Linked DNA regions of Homo sapiens: region 2 is linked to region 1. The links are chromatin contacts, found by Hi-C or POLR2A ChIA-PET in ENCODE. All regions are on one chromosome and are shown on one strand. Each heading gives the region's core, a stretch centred on a gene start or an enhancer-like site at or near the end of the contact. The rest is flanking DNA. Distances are from core to core; before and after follow the strand shown. Region 1 has its middle 120 kb from the start of TRIM24. Region 2 has its middle 130 kb from the start of MIR4468.

What was found. A loop is a pair of places that touch in the nucleus more often than their neighbours do. ChIA-PET counts read pairs that join two places held with the same protein, here RNA polymerase II (POLR2A). Pooled maps may share reads with other maps.
Region 2: a loop to region 1 is called in a map of endothelial cell of umbilical vein, with 14 times the contacts of the local background. The contact joins two enhancer-like sites. A Hi-C loop is called at or near these places in 1 of 168 maps with a recorded cell type or tissue (endothelial cell of umbilical vein) and 1 of 50 pooled maps. POLR2A ChIA-PET finds 5 or more read pairs at or near these places in 2 of 52 experiments (HepG2 and K562).

Annotation. Positions count from the first base shown.
Region 1 is chr7:138,335,936-138,341,806 of GRCh38, forward strand. No RefSeq gene overlaps it. Among named protein-coding and RNA genes, the nearest start is that of TRIM24, 120 kb to the right of the region's middle. Within about 2 kb of position 2,541, at least 2 of the 41 ENCODE cell types and tissues checked have a DNase peak (open chromatin) inside an H3K27ac peak, as active enhancers do.
Region 2 is chr7:138,255,908-138,261,399 of GRCh38, forward strand. No RefSeq gene overlaps it. Among named protein-coding and RNA genes, the nearest start is that of MIR4468, 130 kb to the left of the region's middle. Within about 2 kb of position 1,989, at least 4 of the 41 ENCODE cell types and tissues checked have a DNase peak (open chromatin) inside an H3K27ac peak, as active enhancers do.

The DNA of each region.
Region 1 (5,871 bases), core at 1,291-3,790:
TCGCTCTGTCGCCCAGGCTGGAATGCAGTGGTGCGATCTTGGCTCACTGCAAGCTCTGCCTCCCAGGTTCATGCCATTCTCCTGCCTCAGCCTCCTGAGTAGCTGGGACTACAGGCACCCATGACCATGCCTAGACAATTTTTTGTGTTTTTAGTAGAGACGGGGTTTCACCATGTTAGCCAGGATGGTCTCGATCTCCTGACCTCATGATCCACCCACCTCGGCCTTCCAAAGTGCTGGGATTACAGGCATGAGCCACTGCGCCCGGCCCCATATAGAAATATTTTTATAGAAATTAAAAAACAGAAAAGTCAGACAGAAATTACTATGCATTTCCGTAAGTTGCACAAAGTGTGCCTTCTCCCCTGCCTCCCTTTCTATGTCTTCCACCTCTTCCTCCTCTGCCACCCCGAGACAGCAAGACCAACCCCTCTCCTCTCCTCTTCCTCCACCTCAGTGTGCACACACCAAGGATGAAGACCTTTATGATAACTCACTTCCACTTAATGAATGGTAAATTTATTTTCTCTTCCTTATGAATTTCTTAGCAACGTTTTATTTTCTCTAGTTTACTTGATTGTAATAATACATTATTTAATACATATAACATATAAAATATGTGTTAATCAACTGTTTATGTAATCAGTCAGGCTTCCAGTTAACAGCAGGCGATTAATTAAATTTGGGGAGGAATCAAAAGTTATGTATGGCTTTTTTTTTTACTGCATTGGGGGTTGGTGCTGCTAACACCCACATTGCTCAAGGGTCATATATACAGATTATTTTCTTCATCGGGCATTTTTGTATTTTGTATTTTGTTCAGCAACATACTTCTTCTATAATCAGACACAAAATGTACTTTCTTATTTTTAAGATTCTCTAATTTTACTTTTAGTATCTACACACTTGCTGACTCTGTGGCCCAGGCTGACATGCAGTGGTGCCATCTCAGCTCACTGCAACCTTCACCTCCTGGGTTCAAGCAGTTTTCCTGCCTCAGCCTCCCGAGAAGCTGGGACTACAGGTGCATGCCACCATGCCTGGCTAATTTTTGTATTTTTAGTAGAGACAGGGTTTCGCCATGTTGGCCAGGCTGGTCTCAAACTCCTGACTTCAGGTAATGCACCTTCCAAAGTGCTGTGATTACAGGGGTGAACCACTGCACCTGGCCTCCAAATATTTTTTATACTTTTTTAAGTATTACATGTAAGTAGTTAAAAAATTCATACAGCACTAAAAGGCTTCCACCACAGACATTTCCTTTTTCCCCACTGCCTTCCTCCTCTCATCTCATTCCCCAGAACAAGCCATTCTCAACTCAACTGATTTTTCTTCAAATACTTATATTCATATTTCTAAATAAAGTACATATAACATCTTGAGTCATCTATTTTTAACAATATCTATAACTTCATATTATGGTAAATAAAGATGTTGCTCACTTCCAATTATTTTTTTCCTCCGCCAAGTTAACTTTTTATAATTTTGACCCTCATTTCATTTTTTCCTTATTGTGACTGTGACTATGTAAATATTGTTCCCTGTGAGTTAGAGATATATTAAGATTATATTTTCTTTCTTGTATAATTTACTACTTTATCTGGAGTTAATCTGCTGCATTTTTGTGAATATTTAAGTCTTCCTATAATTTCCAATAGTTCTATGACATACTTTAAATATATTCCCCCCCATGATTAAACATGTCAGAAAGTTTATCAGTTTTTTTTTAAAGGTGTACCTCAAATCAAGAGTGTACTGTAGATATGCTGCACAGCCACCATCTTAAGATTTCCGTTTCTCAAGTATACTTTCAAAAAAGAAAAAAAAGGCCAGTCACAGTGGCTCACACCTGTAATCCCAACACTTTGGGAGGCTGAGGCAGGCAGATCACCAGAGTTCAGGAGTTTGAGACCAGCCTGGCCAACATGGCGAAACCCCATCTCTAGTAAAAATACAAAGATTAGCCGGGCATGGCGGCGGGCACCTGTAATCCCAGCTGCTCGGGAGGCTGAGGCAGGACAATCATTTAAACCCGGGAGGCAGAGGTTGCAGTGAGCTGGGATCACACCACAGCACTCCAGCCCAGGCGACAGACTGAGACTCTGTCTTAAAAAAACCTTCCATGTGACTTTTCTGCACTGAATCTCTTGTTTCTCACAGCCTATATCTTTTTTGTTGTTTGTACTTCAGAGCACCTTTTAGCATTTTCCTTAAAACATTTACATGATAGATATCTTTTTTCCTTGATCTTTCTATTTTGAAAATGTTTTTATTCTATCTTCATGCTTCACTGATAGTCTGGAGGATATATAGAATTCTAGGTTGAAAATAATTTTCACTCAAAATTTTGCAAGCATTGTATTATCTTCAAGCTTCCATTAGTACTGTTGAAAAGACTGAGGACATTCTAATTCCCATTTCTTTGTGACTGACTTGTTTATTCTCTCCAGATATTTTCTTATTCCCCATTGTTTGGGATAATTTTCTAGATGAACAATTTTGAATAAAGCAGGATGTGTGCTGTTCATATCTTCTCTAGCCAATTTTTCTTGGCCCCCAGCCCAGGGACTCATGCCAGAGGTCTGAGGAAAGCTGTTATCCTAAAATGTCTGTATAACAATAGAGTGCAGGGAACACTCATTAGCCTCTGTAACACTGGATGGCATAAGTTGAAATAAGCCAATGTTCTCCCTGCTCCAGTCATCTATTGCTGTGTAACAAACCACTCAGAACTTAGTGGCATTAGGAAACATCTTTTTATTTTTTTATGTTCATGACTTTGCAGATCAGTAATGCAAGCAGATCAAGTAGAAATAGCTAACCTCTGTTCCATATGACTGGTACCTCACATGGCTCAGTGGCCAGGAAGAGCTAGGGTGGTGTTATATGTCTAGGGCTCCAGTTTTGTGGGGTTTTTTTTGTTTTTTTTTTTTTGAGACTGAGTCTCACTCTGTCACCCAGGCTGGAGTGCAATGGTGTGGTCTCGGTTCACCACAACCTCCACCTCTCAGGTTCAAATGATTCTCCTGCCTCAGCCTCCCAAGTAGCCAGGTGCAGGCCACAACACCTGGCTAATTTTTTGTATTTTTAGTAGATATGGGGTTTTGCCATGTTGGCAAGCCTGGTCTCAAACTCCTGACCTCTGGTGATCTGCCAGCCTTGGCCTCCCAAAGTGCTAGGATTACAGGCATAAGCCACCATCCCCAGCCAAGGACTCCAGTTTTGACTGTCAACTGGTTTCTCGATTCTTCTCCATGCAATGTCTGCTGAAACTGAATTGTTGGGAGAGAAGCTGAGGCAGGGCTTGCATGTCTGCTAGACTTGCTGGCTCCTTGCTTCTAGCACTCCCATTATCTCAAGTAGCCATATGTTTCTCATTCACTTGATACACTGTTTCCTTTCAACCCCCATATCCTCACCACCTGTTTGTTTTTTTGAGCACCAATAAATAGCATGGGCTCCCAGAGCTCGGAGCCTTTGCAGCCTCCACACTCGCGATGGCCCCCTGGTCCCACTTTCTCTCTCAAACTTTTTCTCATTCCTTTGACTCCGCCAGACTTTGTTGCCCCCACGACCTAGTGTTGGGTCTGATCACCCCAACATTCCTGGCTTCCCAACGTGGGGTGACGAAGGCCCCAGTGAAGAAAGGCTAGAGCATGTGAAAGTGGAGGACACATCATCAAAGGACACCTGAAGACGTCTAAAAGAAGCTCAGCAGGAAAGCTGAGCACTTGGAAGAACCAGGGTAACAATGGGACAAAGTGACAGCAGACATTCTGCTTATTTAAATTTCTTAAGACATTTATTATGAAGGGGGGAGTGAAAGTTACTACTCAGAATTTGTTATCACTCTTTAGTGCAGTGAAGTAGTTTTGCCCATGATTTCTGGAACAAGGGACCATGGAGTTGAATGAATGGGAGAGAATTGGCAGAGATTTTAAAAAGGCATATAAAGATGGAGCAAAAATTGCAGTTTCCATTTGGTCAATGTGGGGGCTAATAAAGGCAGCTCTTGACCTATTTCAAACAGATGATGAGGCAGATTCAGATGAGGAAGAGGAAGAGGAGGACGAGTGTAAAAAACTAACTTCAGATTCTGAGTGTGAAGAACAGCTACCAGAGGAGATTAAAGAAAAGAAAGGAAGACTAAAAAAAGTATGTTTTACTAGCCCATTGGCTTCACCTGCTGAATTAAGTGAACGACCACCTCCTCTCTCTCCCCTTAATGAGTGAGAAAATAAATTAGCTGAAAAACTTACTGCTCTTGTAGTTGCAACATTAAAACCTGGAGCAATTGATGGTGCTATACAAAATTCTATTCAAAAAGCTAGAGCTGAGGGAGACCTTGAAACACGGCAATTTCCCATTACTATAATCTAGCAGGGAGGACAGAATATAGCTAATTGGGCCGCTTTTCCTTTTAAGTTACTAAAGGAATTTAAGCAAGCCATTTGTCAATACGGGCCAAATTCTCCTTTTGTGCAAACTTTATTAAAAAATATGGCTCTTGATAATAGATTAATACCATATGATTGGGATGCTTTGACAAAATATGTTCTCACTGCATCTCAGTACTTGCAGTTTAAAACCTGGTGGGCTGATGAAGCTCAAACTCAGGCAAAGGAAAACACATAAGCACAGCCAGCTGTGCTTGTTTCCTTTGAACAGTTAATGGGAGTTGGCCCTAACTGGGGTCGATTAGAGAATCAAGCAGTAATGGAGGATGTTGCCATTGTTCAGCTGCGCTTTGTGTGCTTGCGTGCATGAGAAAGGATAAATGTTACAGGGGAAAAATATCCTTCTTTCAGTTCTGTCCAACAAGGATGTAAAGAACCATATATTGATTTTATTGCTTGGCTCCAAGAGGCTGTGTATAAAGCCATAACTGATAAAAGGGTACAGGATGTTGTAATACAGCTTCTTGCGTACGATAATGCTAATGCAGAGTGTCAAACTGCTATTAGACCCCTGAGAGGGAAGGCTCATTTAGCTGAATATATTAAGGCTTGCGATGTCATTGGAGGTAACTTACATAAGGCTACTCTTTTAGCTCAGGCCATGGCTGGATTAAGAGTAGGAAATAATATACCCCACTTCTCAGGCTCTTGCTTTAATTGTGGGCAATTTGGACACACAAGAAAGGAATGTAGAAAAGAAAATCAAAAGGCAAAAACTACGACTGTCAATCAACAGAAAAGTCCTGGTGTATGTCCCCAGAGTATGAAAGACAATCACTGGGCAAGTCAGTGTCATTCTAAATTTAGCAAAGTTGGACAATCTCTTTTGGGAAATGGGAAGAGGGGCCTGCCTTGAGACCCTCAACAAACCAAGGCATACCCAGCACAGCCAGTGCCCTTACAAATGTACAACAATTGTTCCCCACCTCAGCAGGCAGTGCTGCCAAAGACCTCTAGAGCACAATTCCAATCTTCTTACTTCCTGGGGAGCCACAGAAGGTCCCCATGGGAGTTAGGGGACCCTTACCCGCAGGAACAGTCGGTCTATTACTTGGAAGTTCTAATCTAAATTTAAAAGGTGTTACTGTACATGTGGGAATAATTGACTCTGATTATACCAGAGAAATTCAATTAGTTTTAGTTCCCTCGGTAGTCTGCCTCCCCAGGAGAAAGAATTGCTCAGTTGTTGCTGTTACCTTACATAAAACTAGGAAGCAACACAGTGAAAAGAACAGCAGGCTTTGGTAATACTAATCCAGCAGGAAAGGCTGTGTGTTGGGTTAGTCAAGTGTTTGACAAAAGACCTATTTGCACAGTAACTACTCAGGGAAAAGATTTTGAAGGACTAGTAGATACTGGAGCTGATGTCTCTATTATTGCTGTAAATCAATGGCCCCAGCACTGGCCTAAGCAA
Region 2 (5,492 bases), core at 739-3,238, 81 kb before region 1:
TTCTGAGGGATTTCTTTTTTTTTTCTCTCTCTCTTTTGAGGCGGAGTCCCGCTCTGTTGCCCAGGCTGGAGTGCAGTGGTGTGATCTTGGCTCACTGCAAGCTCCACCTCCCAGGTTCACACCATTCTCCTGCCTCAGCCTCCCGAGTAGCTGGGGCTACAGGTGCCTGCCACCACACCTGGATAATTTTTTTTGTATTTTTAGTAGAGTTGGGGTTTCACCATGTTAGCCAGGATGGTCTCAATCTCCTGACCTTGTGATCTGCCCACCTCAGCCTCCCAAAGTGCTGGGATTACAGGCGTGAGCCACCATGCCTGGCCCCGGGATTTCTTAATTAATTTCAGAGGTAGATGTTTATGGTTGCAAGGACCAGATGGCTCATGTCTTAGCAGCATAAAAGCCAAAGATGGGGCCTCACATTAGGTCTATTATGTTTTCAAGGAGACACACTAAGGAAAGGAGGATCAGGTGGCAACTACTTCCCTCCTCAAAGAAAATTTCAGCATCTTATCCTTATAAAGCATAAATGTTCAATATGATGTTGGATATGTAAGTCTGGAACTCTGGAGACAAAATTGAGAATTATAAGTATTTTATGCTATTCAAATGTCAGAAACACACTGGCAGAATTTCCTTCATCTAAACTGAAGCAGTCTGGGGTTACTGGAGCAGTCTTGTTGCTTGATGTACTACCCAGAATTCTTTGTCTCACGACCATGAAAATTAAAGAGCATGGACACCAAGGGTGAGGTTGGAGCAAAAGTTTAATAAGTGAAAGAAGAAAGCTCTCTGCAGCAGAGAGGTGGCCCAAGAGGGTTGTCGTTTCACAGCTGGATGTAAATGCTTTTATAAACAAGCTAATTGGGGCCAGGCACTGTGGCTCACACCTGTAATCCCAGCACTTTGGGAGGTGGAGGCAGATGGATCACCTGAGGCCAGGAGTTTGAGACCAGTCTGGCCAACATACAGTGAAACCCCATCTCTACTAAAAAACACAAAAGTTAGCTGGGCATGGTGGCGCATGCCTGTAGTCACAGCATTTGGGAAGCTGAGGCAGGAAAATCACTTGAACCCGGGAGGCAGAGGTTGCAGTGAGCCGAGATTGCCCCACTGCACTCCAGCCTGGGTGACAGAGAAAGACTCCCTCTCTCAAATAAAATAATTAAAAAAAAAAAAAAAGTTGGCTGGGTGCAGTGGCTCATGCCTGTAATCCCAGCACTTTGGGAGACTGAGGCGGGTGGATCACAAGATCAAGATATTGAGACCATCCTGGCTAACACGATGAAACCCCATCTCTACTAAAAAATACAAATATATATATATATATATATCAGCTGGGCATGGTGGCAAGTGCCTGTAGTCCCAGCTATCCGGAAGGCTGAGGCGGGAAAATGGTGTGAACCCAGGAGGTGGAGCTTGCAGTGAGCCGAGATCGCACCACTGCACTCCAGCCTGGGCGACAGAGCAAGACTCCATATCGAAATAAATAAATAAATTAAATTAAATTAAAAATACACAAGTTAATTGGGCAGGGTGTTTCATCTGCATAGGGTACGAAAAACTAGTTAGGGCTGGGTGTCGAGTTGGATAAGGCATGAATTCTTGTTAGTTCCACCCCACCCCTCTAGTGTGCATGTGGGTCCTAAGCCTGAGTTACTCCATATTCTTTCATTTCCCTTACTGCACACGTGTCAGGAGATGGAATTTTCCACCGCCGACGTGTCTGGTTCTACGTAACATTTTTATCTATACAGCTGCAGGCCTGTCTTAGGAAAGCCCCCTTGTGCAAGTTCCCTTATCTGAGTATGCCCAAAAAGGAAAGGAATGTGCTCAAGGAACCCATCGTATATAACTGGAGCTAGCTGGTTGCACAAGAGATAAAGGTGTTGGATCTTGCTTCCTTATCTGCACTTACAGCTTGATTTCTTCCAGGTTGCTCTTTTGATAAAAGGACTTCTACCACGGGACTTGTCCTAACTATTTGCCTAACCAGTTCCTTCCTCTCTCTTCCCTCAAAATGACCATGTTTAACATGACTCAAAAGTCATCAAAAACTCTTTCATTATGCTTCCTCCTGCTTGAGTTTGCAAGATTATGAAACTGCCTTTGAAAAACATTCTAACTGAGACAATGATTACAGTGAAAGAGATCTGACCTAACTGACTCCATCCTGTCCGTAACCTCCAAGCTGTCCTTGTCCATTCTTGGGGGTAGGCCAAACTAACTTTGGGAATAATTTAGTTTATGGTTTAGCTTTGAAACAAAAGTGATAACAGCCATTTCCCAAAACAAACTCCCTTCTTGTCTGGGGACAAGACTGCCTTTGCAGAACTAACAAATTAGCCACAAGATAAGAAATTATGATTTAGGAGTCATGCAGCTGGAGGCTGCAAGATTCTAAACCTACCCAAATTGCTCCTGGGGATAGCATCACTACTGTAAAACCTAAGATCAGTGCTTCAGATATTTTGCAGCTCCTGCACTTGATGGATCAGCCGGCACCACCCAGACAGATAATCCCACTCATCTGGTCTTGTGGCCCCTTCCCAGGAAGTGACTCAGTGCAAGAGGACAGCTTCGACTCCTATGATTTCATCTCCAATCTGAGTAATCAGAACCTCGGATTCACTGCCCCCCACCCACCCACCCACCAAATTATCATTAAAAACTCCTATCCTTGGCCGGGTACGGTGGCTCATGTCTGTAATCCCGGCACTTTGGGAGGCTGAAGCGGGCGGATCACCTGAGGTCGGGAGTTTGAGACCAGCCTGACCAACATGGAGAAACCCCGTCGCTACTAAAAATACAAAATTAGCCGGGCGTGGTGGCGCACATCTGTAATCCCAGCTACTCAGGAGGCTGAGGCCGGAGAATCGCTTGAACCTGGGAGGCAGAGGTTGCAGTGAGTCGAGATTGTGCCATTGCGCTTCAGCCTGGGCAACAAGAGCGAAACTCCGTCTCAAAAACAAAAGAAAACAAGAAACTTTTGTCCTCAAATTGTCAGGGAGATTGATTTGAATAATAACAAAACTTCAGTCGCCCACACAGCCAGCTCTGTGTGAATTACTTTTCCTGTATCACAATTCACCTGTCTTGACAAATCAGCTCTGTCTAGGAAGCAGACAAGATGAACCCGTTGGGCAGTTACAATTCACTTCAGTTTGTTCTGTTGGTTGGTTTGTTTAAGTATGAAAAACATTGCTTTGTTTTTTCGTTTCAGAATCTTTGAGTCCACGTGGAGGAAGGAAGGAGAAGAGGAGAAGACTGTTTTCCAGGATGGAAAGGGAGCCTCGCTTTCTCTTTAGGTGGATTACAGAAATTGGTTGAATTCTCCCTGCCCTGGAGAAAAGTCAATTTATTTTTTATGTTAAAGATTTAGGCTCTTCCTGAGGGCTACTATGAAAGAAAAGTAGGGAAGCGAGCTTTTATTTTGAGAACAAAGAGTGAGCCAAGAGTGTAAAGTTGATAAGAGGGTAGAAGGGAGTAGATGAAGGGGGAGGGGAAAAGAAATGGCCAAAGGGGAACTGGCCAAGAGAAAGAACACTACAGGACCTTGAAATGAGTGAAGAAAATGTGTTATACCTTTTCATCCCTACAGTGTCTACATACTAATCCCCAGAAACTCTGAGTGTCACCTTATAGTGCAAAGGGATGTTGCAGATGCCATTGAGTTAAAGATCTTGAGTTAGGAAGATTATCCTGAATTATTGGTGTGGGCCAAATGGAATCACAACTTTCCTTATAGGAGGGAGGCAGAACTTTGATGTAAACAGAAAAGAAGAATGCTTTACCTTACCAATTTTCTACATGGTAGCCTGTAACTTGACAACATTATAAAACAACTGGCTCTAAATCAACTTGAGTTATATTTTCAGAGCTTGAGGACCCTTTGAAACTGCCCTTCCAAAATTACAACAGTGAGAGAAATCGGACATGGCTGACTCCATCTTGCTTCTAGCCTCACAGGCTGGCTGTCTTTGCTCATTCCTGGGCGTGGGTCAAGCTAACTTCCAGAGAAATTTAGTTTACAGTTTAAATAACATTAGCCCTTACCAAAAACTAAACTGTTCTTGTAAAACTAATGAAAGGCTACCAAGTTAATGAGAGGGGCTTGAATTCTAAATAATTACCAGTCATTATTCCGGAGGTCATAAGATTTGCAACTTCCCCAATTACTCTTGCAGATAACATCACTATTGTAGAACCTAAGACTGGCCTTTTGAGGTGTCTTTTCAGGTTTTTGCATTTCTTTTTTTCTTTTATTTATTTATTTATTTTTGAGATGGAGTTTTACTCTTGTTGCCCAGGCTGGAGTGCAATGGTGCAATCTCAGCTCACTACAATCTCCGCCTCCCGGGTTCAAGCGATTCTCCCAACTCAGCTTCCCCAGTAGCTGAGATTACAGGCACCCACCATCATGCCCGGCTAATTTTTTGGATTTTTGTAGAGACCAGGTTTCATCATGTTGGCCAGGCTGGTCTCAACTCCTGACCCCAGGTGATCCACCCACCTCAGCCTCCCAAAGTGCTGGGATTACAGGCGTGAGCCACCACACCCTGCCATAAGCCACATGTTGATTGCACCACTGCAGTCCAAGTCCAGCCTGGGCAATAGAGTCAGACCCCTGGCTCTTAAAAAAAAAATTTTTTTTTTTTTTAGTAAAAAAATAGAAAACCGCGTGTTAACAAACTATTTTCTTTTAAACAGTTAGCCTCTTAAAAGATTTCAGCAGAGGCTTGTATAGTGGGGGTGCTTGGTAAGAAAGAATACCTTTTTTTCTGGCTAGAGAATGGTATTTTAAAGTTTAGATTTTACTAAGTGAGAAGGAAAGCCACTGGGGAGGTTGACCAGGGCAGTGAGGTGATCTGGGTATGTTTTAAAAGGACCTCCCTGGCTTTGTGTGAAGATGAGACTCTGGGAGCAAGAGGGCAAGCTGCCAGATCTGTTCCTATAGTCCTAGCAGGAAGATGGTAGCACATCAAGGGTGGGAGTGGAGAAGAGATGCAAAGCTATTGGATCTTCATCTACTTCAACTTCATTTACTTCAACGGTGGAGACAAATAGATTTGCTGATGTATTTGCTGTAATTATGCAAATGCAAGGCAAATGTCTTCATTTTGTTCTTTCGATGGAGAGGTTAAATAATGAAGGCTGTTTCCTTGGAGTCTGTGTGTCTCTAAGGCTTGGAGAAAAAGAGCACCAAGATACCAATGGAAGTATAACCAGCAGGCCTAGCACAAGCTGAGGGCTAAGAAATTGTCCAGCCGCAGGTTATAATCTACATTAGGCTTAGACAATTAACTTCTTAATTTCCTACTTTGCTGCCAACTTGTGGTTGCTGAATAGTCCTTTCTTTCATTAGCTGGTTCTCAATTCTCATAGGACTTTCTCATCCTCACTCTCCATACTGCCTATCCAGGCAATAATCATGTAACAGACAGGTCTCAGTATTCACACCCTTGCGTAATTGTAATCCTCTCCCACATAAACTA